Regions from separate parts of the Mus musculus genome. Here region 1 is linked to region 2. Evidence: chromatin loops called from intact Hi-C (ENCODE). Cell type or tissue: gastrocnemius. All regions are shown on one strand. Each heading gives the region's core, and the rest is flanking DNA. Links, peaks and the distances in the headings are about the cores only.

Region 1 (12,479 bases), core at 1,939-9,938, 74 kb before region 2:
CCAGGTACCTCCTGGGGCAGCAGGGGCAGCCCGTGCCCCGCTTGCGTGGCCGTAGGAGTGGCCGGCTCCAGGAAGTCGTCTTCGGCTTCGGAGCTGGACATGGCACCGTCCGAGTGACGGCTGTCTGGCTCCCGCCCGGTGACTACCACCATCCCTCTGGCTCTGGGCGGTGGGCGCGGCTTCGGGTAGGCGGGTGGGCGGAGGCCTGAAGAACTAAAGCCAAGCAGTGCCTGACATGACGAGATGGGCCGCCGGCGGGCGCTAGACGCCGAGGACCTGCAAGCAGTTAGGATGTCCTGTGCTGCCCTCCAACAGTCTAACGACCAACGCGCCTACAGTTAGTCGCTGGTCTGACCTGGCTGCCTCCAGCCATTGGCCGAATCTTCGCTGGCTCCGCCCTGATTGTCAGGAGGTTCGCCCAATCACAGAACAAACAATTCGGCCTTAAGCCGTAGTGGCTACAGGCCTACCCAATTCTGATTGGCTCTTGGCTGACAAGCGCGAGCGACGCCTGTCTGCTCCAGGGTTTGGCCGAGGGGAGGTGATCGCCCACTGACGACCTCGATCAGCAACCACCGCGTGGACCCTGCGCTGCAAATCGGAACCAGGCGCTTCTTGCTATTGGCCGAGGTTTCATGAACTCCTGCTATGATTGGCAAGAGCATTGTCCAATTATAGGGTAAACACGTCTGGTTGGGTTTGTTCCATTCTGATTGGCTATCTAACTAACGGGAGCGCTACCTCCCTTGGTCCAGGCCACTTATCTAGGGAAGCGGCTCTCTGCGCATAGCAACCACAGCGCAGGTAGCATCTCTGGCCTCACCCGGTCGCCTCCTACTACTGGCAGTGTCCGATTAGCTCCGCTATGACGGTTAAAGGTCTGATCCAACCATCGAGGTCTCAAACTAGAGTGACAACTGACAACGGCTTGCCGATCAGTCCCATTCTTATAGGCCACCTAAAGGGCACGCGTTCTGCACTTCCGACGTTCAACGACAGCGCTGGTCCCCCGGCGCGGTTCCCGAAAGGACAGACCACCCAATTGCTCCTGCTATTGGCTGTGTCCTCGCTGGCCTCCGCCCCTGATTGGCAGGAAGCCCGCTCATAGGGGCAGCACCGTGGTCCTGCTTTCATTGGCTTTCTGACTAGCAGGCGCGAAGCTCCAGGCCACTCCACTTTATCATCCCGGTCCATGTGTCCTGGGAAAGGGCCCAGGACTGGCTGGTTTGTCTCCATAGCAGCGGGCCAGTGAAAAAAGGCCTAAGCAGGCTGTCCTTGAGGATGTGTTGTGGAGGGCTGAGGGCACCTGCTGTGTAATAGAAATTGAGCACTGCAACACCAATGGCTGGCAAGGACATGGCTGCTGTGCTAGCGCTTTTTCCGTGGACTCACACAGGAAGGAAAACCTTGGTTGCAAATACCTTTAATTGCAGCGACTTGAGAGGTTAGAAGGATTTCTGAGAATTCAACTCTTGTCTCTAGTATAATAAATAATAATAATAAATAATAACGGAACTGAGTATGGTGACTCACGCTGCAATATCAGTACTTGGAAGTCAAGGCCAGCTTCAGCTTCATAACATTGTGAGTCCAAATTGGGTTACATGAGACTGCTAAAAACAAACGCTAAAAATGAAAAAAATTAAATAACCACAGATGAGAAAAGAGAAAACCCCACTCCCAAACAGGGCTCCTCTTCTCCATCTGACCTGCCCACACATGCGTACGCGCAAAGCTGTGGCTTTATCAGATGCCTCCTATTTGTTTAAATTAGCCATTCAAAAATAAGTGGATGGAGAGTACACCACCAAAAGGCTCAAGCCCTCCTTTTGAACTGGATTTCTGAATATCTTCTCCCCTGGCAGGGAATCTGTGTTTTGCTGTATGTGACTTCAATAAAGCTTGGCTGACTGCCGAGTCCTCGCCTTTCCTGCTTGGTCATTCTTTCAACTGGACAGAGAAAAAGAAGCCATACCCGCAATTCTAGATGACCCTCTCCATGATAACGTCATCACCTCTGCACCAGGACACAGACAGAAACAGGCACTCCCAGAAGGCTCTTCCCAGCTAGTCAGATGACCCATTTGATGCAGCACGTCTCAGTCACGCATCGACTGTGTGACCTCTGTTGGGGGAGGTTCCTTCAGAAGAAGCCCCGCATCTTTCCACAGCTCCAATAGGCTTTTGTTACCTGTCCCAATAAACCACTTAAAAGAGAAAATCAGAGATTTAATCAACATGGCCCACACTGCGAAGAGGAAATGGTCATGCCAATTATCAGATGAACTTTAGGCTTAAGTAGATGACAGATTGAGGCAGAGGCTATGCACTAGTCAAGATGTGGGTTGTCTTGGTTTTGATTCTGTAAGTTGGTCCAAAGAAATCCTTTCAAGCTGATTAGGATAATTCCTACTCCAGGTGCGGCCTCAGTATCACAGATAATTTTTCCTATGGAGTGGTGGGTGGGTGTCTATTCTGTGAGCCTCTGCTGGTCCTAGAATCCAAGATGACTTTCAGATTTTGAACAGCAACTGAACGCCTTTCTAAGCCCCTGAAACAGAACACTGTCAAGAGGAGGCAGTTAAGATGGCTCAGTCATTCATTCTGTTGCCTTCCGCGGTGAAGGGAACTGGGGTAGGCTAAGGCAGATACTCAAGTGATTCGCCTGTGTGGAATCAACCAGGACTTTGACACAAAGAAGAAGGAGACGAAATGAGGACAGAGATGTGAGTCTGGGTTTTGTGTGTGAGGGCATCCAGAAGAGGGCCTCAGATCCCCTGGAGCTGGAGCTAAATACAGGAGGTTCTAAGTTGGCCAATGTGGGTGCTTGGATCAGAATTCAGGTTCTCTAGAAGATCAGCAAGTGCTCTTAACCACTGAGCCATCTCTCCAGCCCCCTGTAATCAGTTTTCTGTGCTGGAGCTTTCTTCTACTTCTGCCAAGAATTTCCTTTAGGAATGCACTTTCCCATTTGGTTTCGTTTATACAGCTTAGGAACTCCAAGGTCAGCAGCCTGGGATGAGGGCTGCTGGGAAAGTAGGAAGGGATAAAGGGGGAGGTCTGGGAAGGAGGGCCACTCGCTGGCAGCATGCAGTTACCAACCGCACCACTCTGGGAATAACTTCCAGCCAGTTCGCAGGGCAGCTGCAGAAGAGTAGGGGGCCTCTGAGGATGGGCTAGGCAGCACATGAAGATGCAGAAATCTCAGAGAATAGAGGCTGTGATACCTTGGAACTCCACCAAAGAATTATGTCACATGACACCAAACCCTGAAATTAGGCGCTGAGTTAATCTTTTTGCCAACTCTACCCAAAGGAAACTTTTTTTTTTTTTTTTTTTAAAGAAAGGAACCTCATGTGCTCACTCAGTTGCTATTTACTCTCCTGATTTTATTTTTCTTTATGCGTCTCTGGGTGCTTCTGGACCTGTATATGGGTACCAGCAGAGGCCAAAAGAGAGGGTCGGATTCCAGGTGGTTGTGAGCCATTTGACTTGGGGCTAGGACCTGAACTCAGGTCCTCTGGAAAAGCAGCAAGTGCTCTGCTGAGCTGTGCTTCCAATCTCTATTTTAACCTGAGAATGGGTCTCACTCACATATCCCAGATTGACCTGGAGCTCCCTAGGCAACCCCGGATGAGTTTGAACTTCTAATGGCCCTGTCTGCATCCCCCGAGGATACACCATCGCGCCTGATTTACCAGCTCTGAAGTTCTGACGTTTGCAACTGAATTCCGCTGAATCCTTTTAGTTGGCTGGAAAATGTAAGGCTTGAGGCACTACTACTCCTGAGGCAATATAGGATTAAACAAGCAAGAGCGTAGGTTAGCCAGCCCTTTCTGCCCAGAGCCACAGAGTAAAATCTTCAGACTTGGCAAGCCTTTTGGTTTCTGTCATTGTAGCAAGAAAGCAACCACAGACAAGAAATGAGTATGTGTGGCCAGCCAGATGTGGTTTTCTGGCCAACATTTACCACCGCTGGGGAGAAAAGGGATGGAAATCTCAGCCCAAACCAGCTCCATCTGACTTATATACATGAGCTTCTGCCTCGTTCTGGATTCACATTGCAATTATCTAGTGGGGAAGACCAATAAGGAGCCAAGTCCCGATGGCATCAATAGTGCTAATCGTTACTCAAAAGGATACGTTTAAGTAGTAAGTCATTAGAAAATATGTTGAGCAGGGTGGGTCCTCATGTGTCTTGTATCCCCAGCCTTTGAGGCAGGAGGATTAGGATTAGCAGTTCAAGGTGGTCCTCAGCTACCTAGAAAATTCAGTGCTAGCCTGGGATACATGAGATCATAGCTTTAAAAAAGATAACCAGGCAGAGAGAGAGAGAGAGAGAGAGAGAGAGAGAGAGAGAGAGAGAGAGAGAGAGAGAGAGGAGAAGAGATGAAAGTATTATACTTACATAGGCATGCCAATGACACTATTCAAAACCATAGGGACAGAGCTCACCTGTAGGATTAGAGAATTCAATCTTTTGGGTTCCCCCAACCCCCTTCATCCATGTTTTGGGACTGGAGAGCTGGCTCAGCAGTTAAGAGCACAGACCGCTCCTCCAGAAGATTGGGAGTCAATTCCCAGCACCCACTTGGTGGATTAAAACCCATCTGTTAACTCCAGTCCCAGGGGACCCGACACCCTCTTCTTGCCTCTTTGGGTACCAGACACTCACATGGTACACAAACAGAGATGCAGGCAATACATATAAATAAAAACTTTAAAAAATGGTCTTTGTTTGTTTATAGTAGAGTCTCGTGTAGCCCAGGATGGCTCTTCATGCTCTTATGCAACCCAAAGAGACCTTAAACTCCTGATCCCCCTGCCTCCAAGTCTGAAGTACTGGTATTTCAAGTGTGCACCATCACATCCAGCTTAATAATAATAATAATAATAATAATAACCCCACTGCGGGGGACATTTTGTAGAAAAAACCTTCTCCTTGTTATTTTTTAAAAGTTTAAAAGACTTATATGTATGAATGTCGTAAGTGCACATAAGCATGTGTGTGTGTGTGTGTGTGTGTGTGTGCGTGTGTGTACATGCACTAAATGCCTGCCTATTACCAGAAGAGTTGAGCAGAAAGTAGTGGATTCCCCCAGAACTGGAGTTACACATACAATGTGTGTGCTAAGAACTGCACCCAAGTTCTACCCAAAGGCAACAAGTGTTCTTTTGTTTTGTTTTGTTTTTTGGGGGCAGGGTTTCTCTGTGTAGCCCTGGCTGTCCTGCAACTCATTCTGTAGACCAGGCTGGCCTCGAACTCAGAAATCCACCTGCCTCTGCCTCACAAGTGCTGGGATTAGAGGCGTGCGCCACCACTGCCAGGCACAACAAGTGTTCTTCATCACCAGGCCATAGCTCCAACCCCACTTTCTCTTTTTAAAAATAATATTTTCATGTATTTTTTTTCTTACGTAGTCTGTGTATTTGAGGCCCAAAGGACAACGCGTAGGAGTCGGTTTTCCCAGCATGTGGGTTCCTGGGATAGACCTCAAGCTGCCAGGCGTGACCTTAGCTGCCTTTACTCACTGGGTCCAAAGTGGACAGAACTTCCATTTGTTCATAATTCTTTCCTATGGCAAAAGTTTTTCAGATTCGGCAGTCATTCCATGCTTGGCCAGCAGAGGGCACTTTAGGCTTTTCCTATCAGAGCCAGACCACAAGGTCAGAATTCTACACTACGTAACACCAAACAGTGGCTATGCTGTGAAAATCGACCAACTCTAGATTCTTAGTAATAACTCTGGAGTGGATGAGACACACTTATTTATTTTTCTAAGAAGATAGGGCCAGGTATGGGAGTGAGCTCCTAGCACTTGGGAGGCCGAGGGAAGTGTTCAAAATCATCCCATAGCTGGAGGCCAGGGTAAGCCCCAGACCACCTCACAAAATCAAAAGTAAAAAATATTAAACACAAGTCTTATATAAGCATCGTACATATGTACATACATACACCACACACACACACATGCCTACAAATTGAAAATAAATAAAAACAAAAGGACTCAAAGCAACAACAAAAACCAAGCCAGATTTTAAGGAAAAAAGAATGCCCTGCCTAACCAATTCCCTACCAGCCTGTTTTTGGTAGTGAATACTAGAAGCCTTGTGACTTCGTGAAATAAGGGTTTACATTAAAGTCCTAAGGACTTTAATCTACCTGGAGTCCTTAGGACGCAATCGTGCCTGAGAAATGACTGAGTCCAGGGTGGTATTTAAGAAGTTCCCATGAGTACTAATGACGAGTTAACAGAAAAGCTCCTGTGGAAAGATGCTGATTGGCAGGTAATGACTGAGTAGTGATGGTCACTGGCAGGTCATTAAGACCTGGCTCTGGGTCCAGGCCACTGCATTCGCACCCCACCCACAACACTTACTCAATGGGCGACTTTGCGTAGGATGCTTGATTTCCTTGAACTTATTCATGATCTTGACAGACGTGGGTCTCAGCACAGCATCCACCCCGAGCTCCATCGTTCAGGCTCCAGCTCCGGGCAAAGCGGTTTGCCCTGGCCCTGGTTCTTGAGGCGCTCTAGGCGATCCTTCTCAGAATGGCTGGTTATCGGATGTAATACAGAAGGGCTGTATGTTATTTTCTCCTTGCATTCTTTATCGTCTTATTTTTAAAAACAGATCTTAGGTTTTAAGTGTACGGGTGTTTTGCCTGTATAGCAATACATGCCTCTAATTCCATCACTTGGGAAGCTAAACAAGGTGTATCATGAATTCAAGGCCAGCTTAGGCTACGTGAGACCCTTTCTCAAAATAAGAAGATTAGAGAAAGGCTCTACTCCTTATTAATACTTGCTTTTCTTGCACAGAACCCAAGTTCAGTTCCCAGGACCCTCACAGTGGCTCCAGCTGACACCCTCTTCTGGTCTCCTTTCACACAGCACACACATGTGACTGCTTTTCCAAAAGTCCTGAGTTCAAATCCCAGCAACCACATGGTGGCTCACAGTGTACTCATATACATAAAATAAATAAATAAATCTTTTAAAAAAGAAAAATAAATTAAATAAATAGATAAGCCGGGCAGAGGTGGCACGAGCCTTCAATTCTAACACTGGGGAGGTAGAGGCAGGCGAATCTATAAATTCAAGGCCAGCCTGGTCTACAGAGTGAATTCCCGGACAGCCAGGGCTCCACAGAATAACTGTGCCTTGAAAAACAAACAAATAAATGAACAATAAATAAAGTGCAGAAAAGAATATCTTTTATCATTTGGAAAAGAATTGCCTTTCTTCATGAAGCTCAAGAAATATATTCTTAGCCGGGCGTGGTGGCGCATGCCTTTAATCTCAGTACTAGGGAGGCAGAGGCAGGCGGATTTCTGAGTTCAAGGCCAGCCTGGTCTACAAAGTGAGTTCCAGGACAGCCAGGGCTACACAGAGAAACCCTGTCTCGAAAAACCAAAAAAAAAAAAAAAAAAAAAAAAAGAAATATATTCTTAGACCAGAGCCAGGCATGGTGGCTCACATCTAAAATCCTGGCAGAAGGGTTGCTACAATTTTGGGGTTAGCCTGGACTACACAGTGTAGTTTACCTTGGTCTACAAAATGAGACCTAACGACCACCAATGCAGAGGGAGCAGAAGTTAAGTTTATGATCTAACTCCCAGCACTAGCCAATTTTGTCAAAGGCCACAGCAACTTTCCAATTGGATGCTTGCACACGTATTCCCTGCTTGCTGCTTACAATAAAGCCTTGCCCCGATAGACATTCAGGGCTCCCACACACACCAAAACTGTCCTGTGTGACGGTGGTACGTTGTGGGAGCTTGACTAGAATAAAGACCCTGCTGTGAGTTGCATCAGATCGACTCCTGGGTGTGTTTTGGGGGATCACTAACATTTCCCTGTCAAACCATGACCACTCTGCTTCCTGGGCAACCAGACGCGACAGCCACTTTCCCTCGCCTTCCCTCCGTGATGGACTGTAAGCCACAAGCAGCTTTTCTTCCTATGAAGTTGTTTCTCTCAACTATCTTGGTCACAGCAATGCAAAGGAAACTAGCACAGGTGTCTGGTTTTAGAAGAAGAGCTAGGAGAATCTTCCAGAGGACACTGGACTTGCAGAGACCTCAGGACAGAGAGGCAGCTACCAGGTCAGGAGCAGAGGGGAAGACATCCTAGGGAAAGAAACAATGTACAGAGGCCTATGGAGGGATGGAGCCGAGAACTGGGGCTGGATCGCAGGAGATGGTGGTCTCCACTCCCAAGGAGAGGAGGCCAGGGCAAGAGTGGGACTGGTGCGTCTGCTGAGATTATTTACTGTAATGGTGTCTTCACAGAGGGCGAAGTCTTTGATTAGGGTTGGGACAGAGGAGCTGGAGGTTAAATGGATAAATTCAACAAATATTTGACGGTGGGATCAAAGGTCTTGTATTCTTGTATATGCACGGACGGAAAGAGAGTGACCTTTATGTGTCTGGCTGAGTGACAGGGCAGAAGGGACTTTAGTTAGTGACGCGGATATGACCAAACCGGCTGCAGATGTGAAACCGGAACGCCACATAAAATATCTTGCCCTGTACCTGGCAGAGGAAACATAATCGATACTTGTGGTTACTATGTATTATCTCCGCTATTCTGTGTTCCACAATAATGACTTACGGCAAAAAAGTAGCATCTTTGACCTTAGACACAGGACGCCAGAACCAACTGGAACAGGACTCATAAATGAATGGCAGCAGGCCTCTGAAATAAGTTACAGAAAATGTCCCTAGGTGACTGAGCATGAGGCCATGCACTCTAACCACTGTGCTCTGGAGGCAGAGGCAGGCAGATCTCTGCGAGTTCCATGCTGGCCTGATCTACATAGTGAATTCCAGGACAACCAACCAGGCATACAGAGAAACCCTGTCTCAAAACAAATATACAGAATGTCATTAAGAAGTGATCGTGCCAAGGGCTAAGGAGATGGATGTCTTAGCAGGTAAGGTGATTGCTGTGAAACCATGCGGTTGTGAGTTCAGATCCCAGCGCCTGTGTAAAAAAACGCCAGGCATGCCGGCTGTGCTAGCCTCTGCAACCCCAATGCTGGAGAGGAAGCGCAGGCAGATTCCTAGGGCTGCTGGCCAGCTAGTCTAGCAGCCAGCCCAAAACACAAGCTCCAGGTTCACTGAGAGACCTTGTCTCAAAAAATATGGTAGAGGGTGACATAAGATACCGGACATCAACCTATGGCCACACACGCACACACACCCACGCGCATACACCCACGTGCACACACACACACGTGAACCCACACACGCACGCGCACACACACACACACACACAAGCACACACGCACGCCCGCGCACACACAGACACAGAGGGAAGAAAGGGAGTGAGAGTAAGGGAGGCAACAGGGCAGGGAAAGCGAGCGGGGACTGTTGGGGGGGGGCGGGGACTGTTCCGGGGGAGGGGGCGGGGCAGCTATAGCACAGCCCACAGGAGTCGGTTTAGCACTGTCTCAGGTCTGTGCTCTCAATGACAGCACTGAAAACGGGACCATTGAGTGCTTCACATTTAAGCTTTTATTTTGAAAAATAAAATACAAAAGTCATTAGGTTGTAAATGTATACAGTAATTTCCAAACGTCTCTGAAACAATACAATGAATTATTTAAATAATTAAGGTATTTACTATTATCCACATCGATACGTTTCAACAGGCACGAGTGTTCTACAAAACATCGGAACGTGTACATAGAACCTATTCGGAATGAGACTGCCTGATTTTGTTAACAGAATGCCAACTTCAAACTCTCCTTTCCTTGAAATTAAAGACTGGAACCTGGGAAGGAAAGACAAGGACAAGAGGAGCTGTGACAGAACTGTGTCCCTGCTGGGCTCCTCATCCTGAGGGCCATGCATGTTCCTGGGCTCAAGAGCCATCACTTGGGGAGGCCCGGGTGTGTGACACCCCCCCTGGGGACAGGAGGCTGGCAGGTGAACAGGAGCGATGGGCACAGACACTCCTTGTCGCAGCAGACAGCCGTTCCCGAGATTTCCCTTCTGTAGACAAGGCAGCAGTCGTCCCTAGGAAAACACACAGCACGTGGTTACAGGCAGGGATCAGAGCTGCCTCTCCTGTATCTCCCGCCTCAGTCCTTGTTTGTGCCAGGGGGTGAGTGGGCTCCTGCAGCCCAGGGGCATGAGGACAGACAACCACCAGGCACAAGCCTCGGAGGGACAGGCATGAGGGGCATAGTTTCCTATCAGTGATGTTTCCAGTACCTGCAAGTAAGTTCAAGATACAAAGCATGAGAACAGGAGGGCTGCCACAGGCCCTTTCTAATGATGGTGACAGTCACCACCAATGTCCAGGGTCCAAAGCAACCATACTGACTGCTCATCATGTGACAGGACTTTAACAGCTGGGCTCTCTGGGATCTTTTCCCACCAGCACACAGGTAGCTGGGCTCTTCAGTCTCTCTGGCTCTCTACCTAATGATTCATAATGCTACAGGCCCCTTGCAAATGCTATCTCCACACTTTCTTCGTGCCAGACTCTCTGAAGAAGCCATGTTAGTGAGATCTCACCATGGACCTCTGCTTAGCACACTCTTCCTATTACAGTCAGGGAAACAGACACAGAACTAAGCTGCTTGGTGCCAGGAAGTGGCAGAGCCAATGCCGACCCAAGCTGCCTGAGGCCAGAGGTGTGCCCTCCATCTGGACACACGGCTATCTCTGCTAGCCCACGGGGAAAACTCTACCCAGCAGCACCCACCAGGCCTCACCTCACCTGTGGGAAGTTACGGGCTCAGTTACTCCACTTGCTCCGTCTGTTGAAGGAACCAAGAGAGATGTTAAAATCCTTGGGGTTGCTTGGTTAGTAGGGACTGTTCCCACCAACACAGCAGGTATGGCTAAAGGGTTATAAGGGTTAACATTACATTTAAGTTTTAAACTGACAGTGAATAGCAGACAGAGACAATAAATAATAAATAAATAAATCCCCTAGCTTGCATAGGCTGTACTCTAGCAGCCAACTTCCTTTTCCCTAGACATTGAAGCCTATTCTTAAAATTGACTGATCTTGTAATATTTGCTGCTCCAGCAAGATAGTGGGGTCATAAAACTTAACTGCTACTTTGTTTTGTTTTTTTGAGACAGGGTTTCTCTCTGAAGTCCTGGGTGTCCTAGAACTCTGTAGATCAGGCTGGCCTCGAACTCACAGAGATCTGCCTGGTTTTGCCTCCTGAGTGCTGGGATTAAAAGTATGTGCCACCATCTCCTGATGACTAGCTATTATTTCTGTTTTTGTCATCAAACTTCAAAGAGATGATTAAGACAACTGCAAGACATATATGATAAAATAAGACCCTGTCTTCACATGGGCAGGATACATGCAATCGTGTAGCTTTTGCCCTTATAAGTCCTATGCTGGGCGAGGCTAGGGGCTGCATCTTGGGAGTGCTCTCAGGTACAGTCCTGAACCTGTGTTGGGGGACTAGTAACTAAATAAAGAGCCTCTTCTTGTGAAAATTTATTCATGGTTATGGTGAATCTCCAAGGGACTCCTCACTTGTAAGAGGATCTCCCAGACTTTCAGATAAACTCAGCCTGTAACTGTTTGAAAGAAAGAAAGAAGAAAAAAAAATCTAGACTGGTCTTCCCCACATTCCAGGGAGAGTCTAACTCCTTGGCATCTCCTGAGCAACAGGGACACCTTTGTTCCTCATGAGCCCCATGGATACCTCTGAGTCCGTTAGGGCATGAGGTCTCAGAAGCATCAACACTGTGGCCCGATGTTTGAAACTCTGAGCCTGCCTAGTCTCAATTCAAATGCTGGGAGTTAAAGTTCAGGGGACTTTTGGTTATTGTGTCCATGAACAAGGAGAAGAGCATGGGGCTCTGATTCCACAGGAAGAGGACACAGAGCTGTCTCCGGGACTCTCCCAGACCCGGCCTGTGTACCTCTTCCTTAGTTCTGACTGACTGTGAACTCTAGTATGTGGAAGAGTTGGCCTTGCAGTGGTCCTCCTGCCTCTGCCTCCTGGGTCTGGGATTAGAAGCATGTGCTGCTGTGCCTAGCACATTTCTATTTCTCTTTCCTTGCTGTGATAGGGTCAAGTGTAACCCCAGAGGGCCTTGGACACTCCACGCAGCTGAAGATGACATGGAACTTGATCCCACTGCTTCTAATTCACAAGTACAACGACAACAAGCATATGCCCCCACTTGGATCCATTTCTTACGTAAACCATAATCTTGCTTTTAGATATTTATTTCTTTATTTAAAGAATATGGGTATCTTGCCTGTGTGTATATTTACAATACTATGTGTGTGCCTGGTACCTGAAGAAAGCAGAAGATACCTAGAACCAGAGTTACAGGTAGTTAACAGCCACCATGTGGGCACTGGGAATTGAACATGGGTCCTCTGGAAGAGCAGCCAACGCATGCTATTTTTAATATGTCTGTCTGTCTAAGAGTATATACATGTGAGTGTGATGACCCAAGAGGCCAGAAGAGAATGTCAGAT
Region 2 (12,479 bases), core at 3,100-11,099:
GAGCTACAGAGAGCATCCCTATCTCAAAAACCCAAAAGGAAGAAAGAATACATTGACATTTTTTATAAGAATTATGCATAATATACAAGTTTGTTTTTTTAAGATTTATTTTTATTCTATACATAAAAATAGAAAGGTGATAGATGATAGTTGACAGGTAATACAGAGGACAGATTCGATAAATAATGTAGATACACATTAGATAGGTAGGTAGAAGTTAGATAGATAGAGATGATAGATTGTTAGATAGGTAGGTAGATAGATAGATAGATAGATAGATAGATAGATAGATAGATAGAAGAAATGATAGATAAGTGATAGATGATCGATAGATGATAGATTGATAGAAATTTAGATAGATACATGAGAGATAGATGATTGATAGATGATAGATAAATGAGCACTAGAAGATTGATAGGTGATAGATAGATAGATAGATAGATAGATAGATAGATAGAGATGAGAGATAGATGGTTGATAGGTGATAGCTTGCTGTTGAGCATGGTTGTACATGTCTATAATTCTAGTGTTCAGGAAGCTGTAGCAGGAAGATCTTAGGAGATTGTCATAGAGAGACCCTGTCTCAAAACCAACAACCAAAGCTAGATGTGGAGGCTAACCTGCAATATCGTCACTAGAGAAGGAAGAAGGAAAAGAGGTTAGAGATGGTAGAGCAGTATGTAGGGGCAGAAAGGGAGAAGGAGGGAGAGGGAGAGAGGGAGGGGAGGGGGAGGGGGAGAGGGAGAGGGAGAGGGAGAGCATTTCATGGAGCCTGTAAAGCGTTCTAGGCAATTGTATCTAGGTTACATTCTCTGGAATAGAAATGATCCAGATTGCCAGACGTGGAAATGGAAACGCTGGAACTTAAGTTCTAAATGGATGGCCACACATTTGACTCATTAGTGCTGATGCAGGCCAGATTGCTTTCCAAGAAACCCTGCCCTCTTCCCTTCTCCAGCTCTTCTCGATGGAAGACACTGAAGGCAAGCCCGGAAGGAGAGCTGTGCCCTTGCGTGGTGGCCAGCTCTCAGGAGGAGCAGATGCCAGCAGGGATGATGACAGAGAGGTGAATCCAGCAAGCAGTCCTTGCTAGAGGGACCACACTCCTCCAGGTCTGGAGGCCTGACTGCATCCATAGTTCAGCTATGACCCTATTTCCCCTGTGCTTCTGAAATCCAACCAGGGCTTACTTTCTCATCCAAAACTGTGTCACAAAACGTGGCGGCTTTAAAAATTGATGTCATATGTCACACACAACACCATAAAGTTACAGGACTGTAACTACACCCTTGGTTGCAGACTTCATTTTGGCCTGTTGATCGTTTGGTTGCTTGGTTGGCCGGTTGGAGACAGTCTCTCTGAGTAGCTCAGGCTGCCCCAGGACTTGTTTTGTACTCAAGGCTGGCCTCCAACTCATAATCTCCTCACCTCGGGCTTTCAAGGGCTGGGCTAAGTGTGTGCCATGGCTTAAAGTCTGTAATGCTTACTCTTGATTTCAAACATGATGGGGTTTACAATCACCCTGGAAACAAGTCTCTGGGTGCATCCGAGAGAGTTTCCAGACTGTGTGAACTGAGGAGGGGAAGGCTCACTCTAAACGTGGACAGCACTGTCTTCTGGGTCTTAGGCTGAGTAAAACCTGACTTACATCAGTATTCATTTCCCCTACTTCCCGCTGTAGGTGCAGCCAGACCATGACAGCTATGATGGACTGAAGCCCATCTTGGAGACAAATAGACCTTCCCTTGAGTGGTTTTGATACAACAGTGAGAATAACAATCCCCCCCCACACACACACACACACTTTAATCCCATCCACTCAAATCTGGAGCCTAGTCTACATTACTTGAGAAAAGACCATGAAGATTCTATGGCAAGCCTCAAATTAAAGACTGGTGAATATGAATTAACCTTTCTCATTGCTGGTACCAAATCCTGACACAATACAATGAACTAACAGAAGGGTTTATTCTGGCTCCCAATTTGAGTAGACAGATTATGGTGGGAGGCTTGGCACGGTGGCAGGAGCATGAGGCACACGGTCCGTTTCACCAAGCTCACTTACTTTCTCCTTTCTGCGTAGTCCAGAATTCCAGCCCATGCAATGGTGCGTCCCATATTTGGTGGCTCTTCCGACCTCCAGAACCTACTCTAGAAAACCGCCCCCAGCCACGCCCAGAAGCTCGTGGCGTCAGTGGCTCTAGATCCTGTTGAGTTGATGATATCAGACATCACACTCTGTAAAGCGCCACAAGAGAGATCAGATGATAAAAGAGCATCTAAGGACTCGGGAGAAGCTGGCCAGGGAGCCCATGATCAAATCATGCACAAATACGGGTTCCACGTTTGGCTCTGGGAGGGGCTCAGCACTCCCGGCTGGCCTGTCAGGGGATGCGGGCTGCCCTTTCTTTTGCTTCATCCTGCAGCAAGGCAGAGACCCTCCCACCCACAAAAATCTGCTCCAGCCTTGAGCTTGCATCGCGAAATCTACCCAACACTCTGAGGAACGACAGAGCCCCAGCATACAGACACATGAAAAAGCTCCGGAGATGGTTTTTACTACAGTGCTTGACAAACACGTGTGAGGACCTGAGTTTGATGCTCCTGACCCCAGGTAAGAAAGCTGGGTATAAAAGTATGTACTTGGACTTCCAGTTATGTGCAAGCACACTCTGGAGAATCCCTGGGTGAACGCTCCCTTACGTGGTAAATATCATCTTAAAGAATCAGGTGGGGACTGAAAGAGACACCTCAGCCCTTAAAAAGTACATCCTGCCGTCACAGAGGACCCTCATTTGGTTCCCAGCAGCCAGGCTAGGTGGCTCTCAACTGCCTGTTACAAAGGAAAAACAAAACAAAACAAACAAGACCAGAATTAGGAAGTCGGGGGAATGTGACTCAGTAATAAAGCACTCGCCTACTTGTGCTCAGCCCAGGTTTCATCCACAGCACTGAAAACTATATTTAAAACCATGTAACAAAAAGAATATACTTGAGGATCTTACAACAATTGCCTCCAGTGTGTTTACATGTCTTATAACCCACCCACCACGGAAGGATCTCTTGCACGGACCCTAGAGTTGGCAAAACGCCAAAAGCAGTGGCAGGGAAGTTCCCACAAAAGAGAGCCCAAACTATCCTGAGACGGGGATGGTTGGGACTCCACTGTGGGGCTGAGGGACATGATAACTGTGAGGGGAATCCAGCCAAAGCATTTATTAGACCTCACTTACAAAAGGATCACAAGTTCATGGCTATCCTCGACCACATAGTTTGTTTGAGGCAAGCCTGAGCTATATGGGACTCCTCCGAATCAAATGAAGTAAGAGAGAGGGAAAGAGGGAGGGAGAGGAAAGGAAATAAGGGAGCGGGCTCCATGAGGAATGTGTTTGTCAGTGAGGATGGGGCAAGAGCTGTAGGGCAACTCCTACACAGACACAGTGATGCCTGCGACCATGATGCACATAGTTGTGCTTTGGCAGTCATGGGCAGAGCTCGGAGGTGAGCATACTGGATTCCTCATCGGGTCAGTTCTGCAATGAGGTCTGGGCACTAATTCTGGAAGCTCCGTTGCAGATGGCTCTGAGTTTCCCATTGCCCACTAACAAGTGCTTTTTCTGTGCAAACTGGCTGCAGGACGTCTTGATGTATGTCAAGAAGTCTTATCTGACCCAGTAAGCAGAACTAAACGGTGAAGGGGGTGCATCCAGCTGGACCATAGTTACAGATGCTTGGTAGTTAAAGTGTTTGGCACCAGAGACTTGGTAATAAATACTCATTTGGAGGCTGTTTGTCTGGCATGTACAAAGCCCTGGACTGGAATCCCAGCAATATGTAGAGCAGGCACAGTATACATACTGGCTTATGTGTCAACTTGACACAGGCTGGAGTTATCACAGAGAAAGGAGCTTCAGTTGCGGAAGTGCCTCCATGAGATCCAGCTGTGGGGCATTTTCTCAATTAGTTATCAAGCAGGGACACCCCTTGTGGGTGGGACCATCCCCAGGCTGGTAATCTTGGGTTCTATAAGAAAGCAAGCTGAGCAAGCCGGGGGAAGCAAGCCAGTAAAGAAAATCCCTCCATGGCCTCTGCATCAGCTCCTGCTTCCTGACCTGCTTGAGTTCCTGTCCTGACTTCCTTGGTGATGAACAGCAGTACGGAAGTGTAAGCTGAAGAAACCCTTTCCGCCCCAACTTGCTTCTTGGTCATGATGTTTGTGCAGGAATAGAAACCCTGACTAAGATGGTGTATGAACCTGTAATCTTAGACTCAGGAGGTGAAGGCAGGAGGATTAGAAGTTCAAGTTAAGCAGGGTGGTGGTGGCACATGCCTTTCATCCCAGCACTCAGGAGGCAAAGGCAGCCTGGTCTTCACAGAGTTCAGGGAGGGAGGGGAGTTCAAGTTGATCCTCGGCTATACAGCAAGCTGGAGGTTAGCCGAGGATACACGGAAGCCAACGCAAAACAACATAAACCAACTAAAGCAAAAAAGGAACACACAAAATGAGCATTTCTATGAACTTGTATGGAATAACTCCCAGAAGATATTTACGTGAATATATTGAATTACATAATACATACATAAAAATATAGCACATAGCAAGTTCTAGAACAGGCTAGGCCACAATGTCTCAAAATTAAACAAACAAAAAAAAGATAAAAATCAATAAGAATAGAAAGCAAGGGGCTGGGGAGATGGCTCAGTGGTTAAGAGCACCAACTGCTCTTCTGAAGGTCCCGAATTCAAATCCCAGCAACCACATGGTGGCTCACAACCATCCGTAACGAGATCTGATGTCCTCTTCTGGAGTGTCTGAAGAAAGCTACAGTGTACTTACATATAATAAATAAATCTTTAAAAAGAGAAAGAAAGAAAGAAAGAAAGAAAGAAAGAAAGAAAGAAAGAAAGAAGGAAGGAAGGAAGGAAGGAAGGAAGGAAGGAAAGAAAGAAAGAAAGAAAGAAAGAAAGAAAGAAAGAAAGAAAGAAAGAAAGAAAGAAAGAAAGAAAGAAAGAACTGGAGGCAGATTACATACAATGAAATCAATTTTATTTCAAATTAGTCCTGTAGCCACACTAAAATTTTCTAAAGAATAAATCCCACTAACTTAATAAATCATTTGACTCTCTACCCTCAACTGGGGGCAGAGGGTGTGATGGGGGGAAGAAGAACCAACAACAAATCCTAAACTCTTTGTTTTCCTGTTGGTTTTGTAGTGGTGGTGGTAGTGGTGGGTCTCTTTATGTAGCCCTGGCTGTCCTGGAACTCACTATGCATAGACCAGGGTGGCCTCAAATTCACCCAGATCTATCCGCCTCTGCCTCCCCAGTGCCCTCCCCAGTGCTGGGATTAAAGACACGCTCCACCAGTGTCTAGCCTAACTATTATTATTATTTTTAATAATCATTTATTATTATATATAAGTACAATGTAGCTGACTTCAGACCCACCAGCAGAGGGCATCAGATCTCATTATGGCTGGTTGTGAGCCACCATGTGGTTGCTGGGATTTGAACTCATGACCTTCGGAAGAGCAAGTCAGTGCTCTTACCCACTGAGCCATCTCACCAGCCCCAACTATTATTTTAAAAAAAATAAAGTTTTATTTACCAGTCTGTGCTCTGCATTGGTGACTATGACACTGTTACGTAGAGTTCAGAGACAACTCTGTGGAGTGGGCACTCTTCTTCCGCCTTTATGTAGGTCTGGGGCCAAGTCTGTGCAGGGAGCACCTTTACCCCCAGGATCCACCTCGCTAGCCCCTAAGCTCTTTTAAATAGCTCTGTTGTTCCCAATGCTATGCATGAATCTGGTCAGACACATTTTAGACACAACAAGGGACTGAGTCAATATGTTGATACAGTTGGAAGTCAGGGTTCTTAGAGGAAGAAACAAACGTGGAATAAGGGGAATCAGGTGAGGTAGTATACACATGCAATTTCAGGATTTAGAAAGCTGAGGCAGGAGGATTGCAAGCTTGAAGCCAACCTGGTCTCAATAGTGGGACCCTGGCTCAATAAACAAAAACAAAACACTGACTGTGTAAAGGGGTTGGAGGGATGGCTCAGTCCTTAAGAACCTGCGCAACTTTGGTTCACAGCAACCATGTCAGGTGGCTCACAATCATAGAGACTCCATCTTGAAAGTGCTCTGATGACCTCTACTGGCCTCAAAGAGCACTGCAATCATGCACACACAGACATAGACATCCAGGCATACACACACAAAATAAATCTTAAGCAGAAAAATAAAACTGTATTACCTTCTAGCTGCAATGATGTCAACACCCTAAATCTGACATTAACACCATTCACTACTAATAGAAATTAAACTACTTCTTTTAACTATTTTCTTTTTTAGATTTATTTATTATATATAAGTACACTGTAGCTGTCTTCAAATACCAGAAGAGGGCATCAGATTCCATTACAGATGGTTGTGAGCCACCATGTGGTTGCTGGGAATTGAACTCAGGACCTCTGGAAAAGCAGCCAGTGCTCTTAACCGCTAAGCCATCATTCCAGCCCCTTCTTTTAACTATTTTAAAGATGTAGTTTAAACCAGGTTTAAACACACCTTCAATCCCAGTGCTCGGGAGGCAGAGGCCTTCTTGATCCAGGGCAGCCAGGGTTACACAGAGAAACCCTATCTCGAAAATCAACCAACCAACAAACAAAAACAAAGAAGAAGAAAAAGTAGTTTAATCTCTTAGAACTGTTTGAGATACAGTTGGAGCATTTGGTTCTATCAAAAAGGCACAGTGTGACTTATTTTTTTTAAGGATGGGTTTGTTTTTTTGGTTTTTATTTGTTTGCTTGTTTTTGTTTTTGTTTTTTATTTTTTAACAAGCCACAGGAACCCAGGAGATATCTTGAGGGAGTTTCTAACAAACCTGAGGCAATTTGGACACCAAAATAATTTAGTGGAAAGAAATTTCAGTCTCCTAGAGACTAGGCTAGTCTCAAATTCACTATACAGCTAAGGATGACCTCTGACCCTGATATGTGTACCATGGCATGCCCCCATCAATAAATAAATGTAATTTACAAACAACAAAACAAACAAACAGAAAAAGAGCCATGCTGGGTGGTGGTGGGGCACGCCTTTGATCCCAGCACTTGGGAGGCAGAGGCAGGCGGGTTTCTGAGTTCGAGATCAGCCTGGTCTACAAAGTGAGTTCCAGGACAGCCAGGGCTATACAGAGAAACCCTGTGTCGAACCCCCCCCCCCCCAAAAAAAGAGCCATATGTGGTAATATACATTTGCAATCCCAGAATCCCAAAGGCAGAGATTGTAGACTGAATGCTACTAGACCAGCGAGAGACTGTGGTTGAAACCCAAGAGAATGGTTACCAAGGAACCTGAGGTCTTCTAACCTCCACTTGCACACACACACACACACACACATTCAGGAAAAATGTGCATTTATTTGTATATCACCTACTATTTTTATCAGGTTTTATAAATTTGTTTGCACGTATTCTAAAAAGAAAACAAAAGGCTATGACATAGAACAGTGTCTGGGAGTGAGAAAGGGTCTTGACCCTCAAAGTTGTCTTCCATAGAGAGAGCCAGCCAAGGCACCACAGAGGAGCTGTAGCTTCAGGTGCCGCAGCTGATGAGACACGGAAGCTGGGTCTTTCTAGAGCAAGGAGTAGGTATGGACCTGAGCATCCACCATAGCTGAGTGCTGAACACTGTCCGTGGAGCCTGAGTGTCACCCCATCAGTTCCTAGTCTTGAGCGCTTCCAGCCCTGGGCCAATCAATCCACCAGCCTCAGGCCACTGTCCACCCTGAGCACAGGTTAGCAGCTCTGGGGATCTAGACACAGGTCAGCTTCTCCCATCGCAGTCCCTGAGATCTTGCCTTGCCAGGTTGGTTCTTGGCTCCAGGCTTGATCCGGATCCCTACTGGGACCTTGCCTACAGCTGCCAACTTCCTCCACAATAGTTCAGCCCCTGGCTTTCCTTCAGCAGTTCTTGCTTTGTGTGCCTTGCTCTAGCCCTGACTCTGTGGCCCCTCTATGACTCAGGACATTGGCTCCTTGCCCCAGGACCCCACCCTGACTATGCATGCCCTGACTCTCCCAGCTGAGGCCCTCACAGGGGTAGAATTGGAATATTTCACCTGGAGTGTCCCAGCTTTCCAGGTTCCCCTAGCCTGCCCTGCAGAACTTGGAACTTCTGATTCTGTAAATAAGACTGCCAACTCAACTATGACCCAAGACATGTTGGTGACTGATGAAGCTTTAAGCAGGAATAGCTATAGTTCTATCCAGGAACTGACTACAGAATGAAGAACAGACCCACCCAGTGCATCATAGCCTCCAGCCCCAGGATTGCCTGCGCTCAACCCTTGTGCTGGCTAACTTTATGTCAACTTAATACAACTAGACTCCTTTAAGAAGAGGGAATCTCAATTGAGAAAATGCCCCTATAATTTTTTTTCTATATGCAAGTCTGTAATGCAGTTTCTTAATTAATAATTGATGTGGGAGGGCCTAGCCCATCACTGAGTGGTGCTGTCTCTTGGCTGTTGGTCCTGGATACTAAAAAAATAAAAACTAGGTGAGTGTCTTAGCTAGGGTTTTATTGCTGTGAACAGATACCATGACCTTTTCAAGACAGGGTTTCTCTGTGTAGCCCTGGCTGTCCTGGAACTCTGTAGACCAGGCTGGCCTCGAACTCAGAAATCTGCCTGCCTCTGCTTCCCAAGTGCTGGGATTAAAGGCATGCATCTCCACTGCCCAGCCACCAAGGCAACTCTTATAAGGACAACATTTAAGGAGCTGGCTTACAGGTTCAGAGGTTCAGTCCATTATCACCAAGGTGGGAACATGGCAGCATCTAGGCAGACACGGTGCAGGAGGAACTGAGAGTTGTATATCTTCATCTGAAGGCTGATATCAGAATACTGGTTTCCAGGCAGCTAGGATGAGGTCTTAGAGCCCACACCCACAGTGACATACCCACTCCAACAAGGCCATACCTTCTAATAGTGCCATGTGCTTGGTCTAGCATATACAAACCATCACAGCGAGCAAACCAGGAGGGAGCAATCAATGAGTGTTCCTCCATGCCTCTGCATCTGTTCCTGCCTGACTTCCTCACTGATGGTCTATAACCTGCAAGTTTATAAGTTGCTTTGGCCATATTGGTGTTTGGTCACAGCAATAGAAACCCTAATGAAAACAACCCCTTTCATTTGCTTTCAAAAGTATTCAGGAACCCAAAAGGGAAATCAGAAAAGGGATGGGTACCAGGCAGAGAAGCAAGCTTGGTAATAGATAGGCCTGACAGTCCAGCCTGTGGGGTCTACATCTGGAGCAGACAGTAGTCCCAGAGTGTATGCCCCCTTTTCTGCAGCTCGCTGGCTTTGAGTCCTCAAGCCATTCTTTCTCGATATCAGCTTCAGTGCTTCCATATACGACTCAGGGACAATGCACATGAGCCACTAAGCACTGCTTCTCCATACTGGAGACTTTTGTAGCCAAAGCGTGACAAAACAATATATGGAAGGATAGGCCTATCTTGGCACTGGTTCCAGAAAGGTCCGTGTGCAGCTGCTGGGCTGGCTGTTTCTGGGCCTAGGGTCAGGCATAGCATTGTAGTGGTGAGAGTTTGGGTAGCAAACAGGAAGCAAAGGGGAAAAAAATGACAGGAAGAGGACAGGCCAAACAGCCACCAAGCTTTGTCCCTTGTGGCCTACTTCCTCCCAGGGGAGTTTTAATATGCCCCAACAACCCATTCACATCTAACCCATCAAGGGATTAGGCCTAGCTCAGGCTTTGTGATCTCTCTGGAAACACTCTCACAGAAACACCCAGAGCTGTGATTCTCTAAACTTCCAGATCTTTCTCCATCCCAACAAGCTGACTATCAAGTTAATCCTTAGCTGGGGATAGGGGTGCATTCCTTTAATCCCAGGACTAGAGAGGCAAAAATAAAACAGACAGACACACAAGCAAAAAGATTAATCATCGCTGGGGCTGTAGCGTGACCCAGTGGGTACGGTGTGTTGAATATCTGCCATCATTCGGAGGTCTCGGAGTTCTGAACATCTGGCCCCAGTGGTGGTGCTCTTTGGGGAGGTGCAGCCTTGGTGGAAGTATGTCACTGGAAACAAGCTTTGAAAGTTAAAGATACCATGCCATTTCTTGTTTGCTCTCTCTGCTTCATGCTTGTGGTTCAAGATGTGAGCCCTCAGATTCCTCCTGCTCCTGCTCCTGTGCCTGGGCTCTGCCAACATGGTCTCTTAAACCTCTGGAGCCATAAGGCAAAATAAACTCTCCCTAAGTTGCCTTTACCTCAGCAGCAGAAAAAGAAGCAATAGCATGGGTAAAGGTGTTTGCTGCCCACGCCTGATGACCCGGATCTCAGACTGAATGGAAAGAACTGACTCCCAAAGGACATCCTCTGACCTTCACATGTGGCCATGGTATGCGAATATCCACATGTACATGTGCATGCGCGCGCGCAGGCACACACACACACAAACAGTAATACAATTCTAAAATTAAAGAATAAGGGGGGCTGGTGAGATGGCTCAGTGGGTAAGAGCACCCGACTGCTCTTCCAAAGGTCTGGAGTTCAAATCCCAGCAACCACATGGTGGCTAACAACCATCCGTGACGAGATCTGACTCCCTCTTCTGGAGTGTCTGAAGGCAGCTACAGTGTACTTACATATAATAAATAAATAAATCTTTAAAAAAAAAAAAAAGAAAGAATAAGTATTTCAACCTAAAAAAAAGGCTGGTACTCAAAGGTTGGCAGGCAGTCCAGTGTGGTGGCAGACACAGGAGGCTGAAGCAGGAGGATGCCTCAAGTCTAGAGTCTGAGCAACAAAGTATGATCCTATCAGGACTTGGAGAGATGCTTCAGTGCAAAGCACCAAGTAAACTGCCCAGCCCTTGGGGCAGTTTACAATCCCTGTAGCTCCAGCTTCAGGGGATTCAACTGCCATGCTGTTCTGTCCTATAGCAGCACTGCATTCACACATACACACACACACACACACACACACACACACACACACACAAAATGCTTTAAAAAGAGATCTCAAAACGCCCAAAAGGAACTTCCTCCCTCCCTTCCCTACAACACACAAACATACCAGGTATGGTGGCACATGCTGTTTTTTGTTGGTTTATTTTTATTTTTATGAGACAGGGTCTGTGTGGCGCTGGCTGGCATGGAACTTGCTTTGTGGACCAGGCTGGCCTCCGCCTCCTAAGTGAGTGACATACACTTTGAATCCAAGCATTAAGGAGGCTGAGGCAGAAGAATCATAAGATGTCTGATGAGGACAGACAGAAGGGACCGCATAATAAGTTCAAGGTCAATGTGGGCTGCAAGAGACTCTGAAAACAAACGCTTCTCGTGTTTTGTAATATGCTAGCCTATGCTACCTGGGTACTCTGGCAACAAGAGGGCCATATCCAGATGCCCTTTGACCTTGGACCGGAACCAGGAGTCAAGATAAGCCTCTTTTTCTTGTCACTCACCCAGGCTATAGAGTTGTGGGTTTTGCCACAGAAATTGGACTAATTTCTTTGTATGTGTGTGACATGCATGCACATTAGGTGTGTACACCAGGCTAGGCTCAGATTGGAGTTTTCTCTTATCTCCTATTCCGCCAAGGACATTCCTCTACAGTGAGCTAAGCTCTGGGTCATTTCCCCTAGAGCAGCTGTGTGCAGCTCTGAGAGCTGGTGACCATCTGAGTCCGTTCTCCCAGCTCCATTCTACCCAGCAGTGCCTGACATTGCCTACAACAGTCATCAAAGCGCCTGACGAGCTCCCACTGTGTGCATGTGCGGCACAGGCCACACAAGCCTTTCTACCCCAGACAGCTGCAGTCCTGCTCCCCCATCTTAGCCCCTGCCCTGCTCTGACCCCAAAGCACAAAGATTTCTTTTCATCTTATTTTTGTGATTTTTTTCCCCCAACAAATCCTGAGATCAGGCATACTGAGAGAGGGGGTCAGGCCAAATAAAGAGTTCTCTGAACATCCAGGAAATGGCTGCTGCAGCTTTGAGCTTCACGAACAACTTGGCCAGCTGCACATCTATGCTGGCTCCTCCTCTTCCATAGCCACGTCATTGCTAGTGCTTTTGCTCTGTTCATCCTCTGGACCTGCAGGCAGAATGCTAGTGACAGTGTGCAGGAGGGCTTCGATCTGCTCCTCTGTGAGCCGTTCTTCACTCTCTTCTACCATCTACAAGGGAAAGGAAGCCTGTCAGGAGTTAGGAAGTGAGTCTCCCATCACAGCCCACCCGGGCCATGCAGTCCACAGCGCCAGCCCAGCACTTGGTCCTGAGCCAGCCAGGGCCTCATCTAAGATCCACAGTAGGATGACACCAGGCCAAATCCCAGACCAAGCCAGAGCAGGCACACAAAAAAGCAGATTGTCTGTCCATCCGTCCATCTATCTGTCCCTCCCTCCCTCCCCCACCCCCTCTGGAGATTGGTAGTCCTGG

What was found. Peaks named below come from ENCODE experiments on the same cell type or tissue, not always from the same donor. Only the 100,000 strongest peaks of a DNase experiment are listed, where the experiment ranks them.
Region 1: it touches region 2 in a loop (2.3-fold over the local background); 13 of 42 quality-filtered maps call a loop at or near these places.

Annotation. Positions count from the first base shown.
Region 1 is chr5:130,132,756-130,145,234 of GRCm38, reverse strand. It overlaps Tpst1 (protein-tyrosine sulfotransferase 1), which reads right to left. Exons shown (of 6, transcript NM_001130476.2): 5 at 10,737-10,776; 6 at 9,502-10,027. The coding sequence ends at 10,759. Kctd7 (potassium channel tetramerisation domain containing 7) reads right to left here and starts at 352. Exons shown (of 4, transcript NM_172509.4): 1 at 9-352. The coding sequence starts at 152. In gastrocnemius, for the core only: a CTCF peak has its summit at 5,618 (motif pointing right); a DNase peak (open chromatin) is centred at 5,616; H3K4me3 peaks cover 253 bases; H3K27ac peaks cover 1,700 bases.
Region 2 is chr5:130,059,443-130,071,921 of GRCm38, reverse strand. Crcp (calcitonin gene-related peptide-receptor component protein) reads right to left here. Exons shown (of 6, transcript NM_007761.2): 6 at 11,135-12,217. The coding sequence ends at 12,068. Among named protein-coding and RNA genes, the nearest start is that of Tpst1, 14 kb to the left of the region's middle. In gastrocnemius, for the core only: CTCF peaks have their summits at 5,444 (motif pointing right) and 6,172 (motif pointing left); a DNase peak (open chromatin) is centred at 7,943; H3K27ac peaks cover 2,180 bases.